Linked DNA regions of Homo sapiens: region 1 is linked to region 2. Evidence: read pairs that join two places in POLR2A ChIA-PET (ENCODE). Cell type or tissue: HepG2. All regions are shown on one strand. Links, peaks and the distances in the headings refer to the core of each region. The heading gives the core; the rest is flanking DNA.

Region 1 (2,911 bases), core at 241-2,740, 320 kb after region 2:
GTTGGGAAACTTTTAAGTCACATTTTAGCCCACTCTTTACCTTACATTCTATTTCACAACCATTGACAAGTCCTGCCTGCAAAATAGATCCCAAATCTGACTACTCCCTGTCTCCCCCACCACTCCCACCCTAGTCCCAGCCCGGTAACCTCTAACCAGCCCACTGCAATCATCTCCTAACTAGGTCCCCTGCATCCTCTCCTGCCTCCATCGTAATCAAAGCTCCACACAGCAACTGGAGAGATCTTTCAAAAATGCAAACTAGGCCGGGTGCAGTAGCTCACGCCTGTAATCCCAGCACTTTGGGAGGCTGAGGTGGGTGGATCATGAGGTCAGGAGTTCGAGACCAGCCTGGTCAACATAGTGAAACCCTGTCTCTGCTAAAAATACAATAAAAAATTAGCCAGGCGTGGTGGTGGGTGCCTGTAGTCTCAGTTACTTGGGAGGCTGAGGCAGGAAAATCGCTTGAACCCAGGAGGCGGAGGCTGCAGTGAGCTGAGATCACACCACTGCACTCCAGCCTGGGTGACAGAGTGAGACTCAAACTCAAAAAAAAAAAAAAAAAAAAAGAGAAAAGCAAACCAGATCTTGCTCAAATGCTCCAGTGGCTTCTCAACACACTCAGAATAAAATCCAATCTCCCACCATGGTCCATAGGATGTGACAAAATCTACCCTGTACTGTACTTTGGCTCCTACCACTCTCTTCCAAGTTCACTCCATTCCAGCTACAAACTAACCCATCTCATGGCTGTTGCAACCATCCACCTGGAATGTTCTTTCCTTACCTCAGGTTTTTGTATGGTTTCCTCCTTCACTTCATCCAGGTCTTAATTTGAATATCATTTCAGTAGAGTCCTTCACTAACAATCTTATCTACAATAACACCTTGTATAAAATAATAACCATTTATAAAGTAGCCCTTTCACTCACAAACACTTTAGCTTGCTCTATTTTTCTTCACAACAGTTATCATTACCTCACCCTACCTTAAATTATGTTTTGAAAAAGAGTGTGTGTGTGTGTGTGTGTGTGTGTGTGTGTGTGTGTGTGTATGTGTGGTAGGAGTAGTGGTGGTGGGTAGTGGTAGTGTTTTTCTCTTCCATCACAAGGGTAAAGACTCTATATTTTGTTCACTGTTATATCCCAAGCACTTGGAAGAGTGTTTAGCACATAGTAATTCAATAAACATGTGTGAAATAATGAATGATTGAGAAGGCATTAGTTCCACTTTATATTTTTAATGTACTTAAAGAAGGAATAATGAGTTAGTCCATATCACTATCCAGGAAAACAGCTTCTTTTTTTTTTTTTGAAATGGGTGGGTGGGGTCTTGCTCTGTCACCCAGGCTAGATGGAGTGCAGTGGTGCTATCAAAGCTCACTGTAACCTTGAACTCCCAGGCTCAAACAACCCTCGCACCTTAGCCTCTAAAATAGCTTGGAACACAGGTGCAAGCCACCATGCCAGTCTAATTTTTTTTTTTTAATAGAGATGGGGGCCTCACTACGTTGCCCAGGCTGGTCTCTCACTCCTAGCTCCAAGCAATCCTCCCTCCTGGGCCTCCTGAGTTACTGGAAATACAGGCATAAGCCACTGCACCCAGCCCATCTTTGCTCTTTTAATATTCACTCTAGCTAAAGGTGCCACTTGTTTTAACCTAGATGAGAACAGCTCCAGGCCAAAAGAAAAAAAAAGAGGAAGAGAAGGCTCTTCAATTGCCTTTCACTAAATATCAGCACCCTTTCTATGACTCTAGGCTCCGACCACTGGACCTGGACACAGGGGCCCAGGCTCTATAGCCTCACAGCCTGGGGCTCTGAGTCTGGCAGCCTAATGGCTGGGAATCTGGTACTTTGCCATTGCCTGCAGGACCAATCTGTGACTTGTGGTGTAGCTGCATTCCCTGAATTTGGTGCTTATTCAAAGAAGTAAGTTGAAAGGAAGCATCATTAGATCAAGGATTGCATTTGTCTTGATCACCACTGAGGACCACAGGGGCTGATATGTAGCTGGGGTTCAAAAATGTATTAGGAATTGGAAGAGGAAGGTCAAGCAAAAAAAGACTTTCAAAAAGAGTATGATAAGGTAAGCAAGAATAAAAGAGAGTAAGAGCAGCATACTGGATGTACCATAAATCATACATATCTAGAAATCAATAAGTCATATGGTAATCCATTTGGAAGGGATTTTAGGGAGCCCCACAAATCCATGGTCATTTACCACATTACCTCAATACCGAAGAGAAAGTTTACGAAGTCTTTCTACTTGGATCAGTCTTGCTATCACCCAAATAATTTTAAACAATTCCCACTTTTATTTGCTCTCCTGTCCATGTAATTCCTCCAGTCTCAGCAAATGATTTTGCCGCCTATCTGACAAAGAAAAACCTCAGTAATAAGAATGTCTTCATCTGCCTTTTGCAGATCCACAAACTTCTACACACCTGGCCTTCCCTTCTTTTCTCACGAGGCACAGGAGACAGACCTGGCCATCATCCAAGGCCAGCAGCTCCCCACGTGATGTGGGGAGCTGCCCAGTATCTCCACCTTCTTGGGAACATACACTAGTGAGTGTCTTCCCCTTTCCTCCCTCTCTTCCTTTCCACCATCTCCTTTTCCAGTGTAGACTAAATAGTCTCATTTAAAAGAAACCTGGCTGGGCGCGGTGGCTCACGCCTGTAATCCTAGCACTTTGAGAGGCCAAGGCAGGTGGATTGCCTGAGCTCAGGAGTTCAAGACCAGTCTGGGCAACACGATGAAACCCTGTCTCTACTAAAATACAAGAAAAAATTAGCCAGGCGTGGTGGCGTGTGCCTGTAGTCCCAGCTACTTGGGAGGCTGAGGCAGGAGAATTGCTTGAACCTGGGAGGTGGAGGTTGCAGTGAGCCGAGATTGCGCCACTGCACTCCA
Region 2 (2,911 bases), core at 215-2,714:
AGCCCAAAGGAGGGTTGGTGGGGCTGAGGCATGTTGGCAGTGGTGAAGATATTCTAGTAACCTCCCCCAGCACCCAGCCTTCCCACTGGTTGGGCCTAGGAATGTGGTCAGAGAGCCCTGCCCCGAGTTTGCAGAGAGGCTATAGCTGCCCTGGCAGCTGGTCAAGCATCTATCCATTTCAAAGGCTTTTTGTTAAACTTCTAACAGCCGAAAGGACAGCCTGAAGCCATGCGCCAGGAAGGCCTCCCAATTTTGGTGGCCAGGAAGTCTATTGAGCTCCCCTCCAACCTCTCCAACCCCTAGAATGGAGACCTGAGCTGGGCAATCAGCCCAATAAATCAGGGGATGGCACCCCAGGGGCCATGATGACCCAGGGGAGGCCCCCTCTGGCTTTGGGATTTACTGAAGGGCAACGCACAGGTGTGCAGGGCAAGAAGCCGCCAGGAGGCCTTGGAAAGATGCTAGCCAGGGCTGATGCCAGTGTCATACAAGTGTTGGGTCTCCCTGGGGCAATGTTCTAGTTGGATGCAGTCTTCCTTTCTTCCCCAGGTCCTGTCTGCTCATCCAGCTCTAGCTGTGGGAGTCAGCTCTGCCTTTGGTGGGGGTTCTGCTACTACCAATTCACGGGTGCTCTCCAGGCAAGCCATCTTGGCTTTTGAAATGTTATTTTCTCATTCATAAAATAAAGATGTTGGCCCGGTCACCAGGTCTGCTTCTCTCTGATGGGTGTCAGGGATGTCTCAGAGGATGCAAGGAGAGTGAGAGAGGTGGGGGAAGCGGGGGAGGCCCCTGAGGGATCAAGCCCTCCTCCCACCCACAGGGCTCCCTGGTCCCTGGGGATTCCCAGCCTGCCCTGCAAAGCCTTCATGGGTGCCCTGGGCGCACCCATGAAGACCCAGGTCCACTGACACCAAGAAAGGAAGGCTTTCCTCCCCTCCGCCCCCAAACCTTGTGCCTTTAAGTGTCTTTGTTTGATCTGAATTCTTGATTGCCGTTGTGGAGGGGTGTGGCTGAGTGGGACTTTTGATCTCGCCTCCCCAGAGTTTCTGGGGTCTGGTTTGGCAGAGAAGTTTGGGGTTAGCAGCAGTCACTGCCATCCGTATGAGGGGGGCGCTCAGGCCCAAATTGATGTCAGGTTCCCGGCCGGGCGGAGTGTTACCTGGAGCTTTGAAGCTTGTAATGTCTCCAGACCGTCTTCTCAAGTCAGCGGCTACAAATGTTAATAAAATTAAAGCCACCTGAGAGTTCAGCTGGGCGATCCTTTGAAAGCAAGTCTGTGATGGGTTATTACCCTCAATTACCTAGTTGTCCACTCTCTTCGCTTGGGGTTAAACTCTTAACTCTTCCCTTTGAAGTCATTATCCTTTTATCTATGACTGGACCAAGGAATTTCAGGACAATAATCAATGGAAACTTCATAAGAATAGAAGACCCGGGAGGGGAAAAGGTGTGAATATCCCTTTAACCGTTGGGGGGAAGGGGGATGGGGGGTGGGGGATGGGGGCCGAGAAGGCCCCGTGTCCCCAACTTGAAGAAGTAAAAAAGGAAGTGGGGGTACCTGATAATGACCCAGCGAGCAATTTTCAGATCTTCTAGAAAATAAAGAGAAAACGATAATTTGGGGGCGATCAGAGAGGTGCAGCCCTCATCAAAGGGGAAGGGAAAGTAATGAAGCAAAAAGACACAATTAAAGAATGGGTTTAATTAGGGCTTTGATGTCTGACATGGTGCATGACACTGTTAAAGGGGGAGGGGGACCAACTATTCAAGCGCCAGGAAATGGCTTATTAAAAAGATCCGTCCCCCAAAGACGCTGCCAGAAAAAGGGGAAACTTCCATGCCGCTTCTCCCACCAAAGAGCAAAGTCAGTTTCACTTAAATCCTCACCATCAGGAGGAAAAAACACCACAACTCTTTTTTTTTTTTCGCAAAAGTCTTTCTGGGTTCCCAGAGGCAGCAGCTCTTTCAGGATTATTATACTTGGTGCTGGCCTCTCCCTGTTTAAAGAGAGAAGGAAAGAGAGAGAGAGGAGAAAAGAAGGAAACAAAACAAAACAACAACAACAAAAAAACGGAGCGTGTGTGCACTAACGAATGTTGGCAATGTGTGTTTCATTTCTCCTTTTCATTTAATCCCATTTGGAATGCTTGTCTACACAGAGAAGACGAAAACACAGGGGGGAAGAGCCAGTCGCACTGGAATGAGCAAGAAGCCTTCTCCAGTAACGAGGAGCTGCCCCAGCTTGGTTTTAGATGTGACAGAGCCGCGTCTGCCCCTCCACCGCGCAGCCCGCACCTCTCAGCCTGACACACACATGCACACACAAACACCGCCAGTTGAGGATTTGAAAGCTCACATTTTGCCCTTGTTACAACTCCCCTACTCCTCATTAAAAAAAGAAATAATAAAATAAAAACTCCTTTTATTGTGTGCAACATCTGGAAAGCTCCCTTCTCCATCTGCTAGGTCCTGACAGTGTTTGCAACCACAAAGCCAGCATCTCCTCCTGCAATGTGTCATGAAGGCTGGGGGTTGGAAGCCCTGGTGAGAAAGCCTGGGAGGGGGTCAGACAAACAGGCCTGCCCTCTGCCTGCTGGATGTTGGAGCCAGCACGGGTCCCCTTGGCCTGGGTTCTGGGGTCTGGGCTTCATGTGACTCTGAGTTTAAGGGAGGCAGCCGGTAGCCCCCTGAGTCTGTTCAGACAGGAAGCAATGGCTGAGCATTCTCATGTTCATAGGAATAACTTGAGTCAGGCCCTCCTGCCAGTGCCGGGAAGAAGGACAAACAGCTTGGAGACCCTAATGTGTATGCTTGGGATTCAATTTGAAATGAGCCTGTTGGGTTTTTATTTCAAAACGCTCCTGTGTTGGGTTTTTATTTCCTCTCTCGTATTTACACACACACTCAGCTA

Evidence for each region. ChIA-PET counts read pairs that join two places held together with the same protein. Peaks named below come from ENCODE experiments on the same cell type or tissue, not always from the same donor. Only the 100,000 strongest peaks of a DNase experiment are listed, where the experiment ranks them.
Region 1: POLR2A ChIA-PET joins it to region 2 with 11 read pairs; 2 of 35 experiments call an interaction of 5 or more read pairs at or near these places.

Annotation. Positions count from the first base shown.
Region 1 is chr17:65,915,240-65,918,150 of GRCh38, forward strand. All of the region lies in intron 19 of CEP112 (centrosomal protein 112), which reads right to left. Among named protein-coding and RNA genes, the nearest start is that of CEP112, 280 kb to the right of the region's middle. In HepG2, for the core only: no CTCF peak of the experiment used is centred there; a DNase peak (open chromatin) is centred at 1,372.
Region 2 is chr17:65,592,191-65,595,101 of GRCh38, forward strand. No RefSeq gene overlaps it. Among named protein-coding and RNA genes, the nearest start is that of AXIN2, 32 kb to the left of the region's middle. RefSeq lists an enhancer at 1,449-2,264. In HepG2, for the core only: no CTCF peak of the experiment used is centred there; a DNase peak (open chromatin) is centred at 1,351.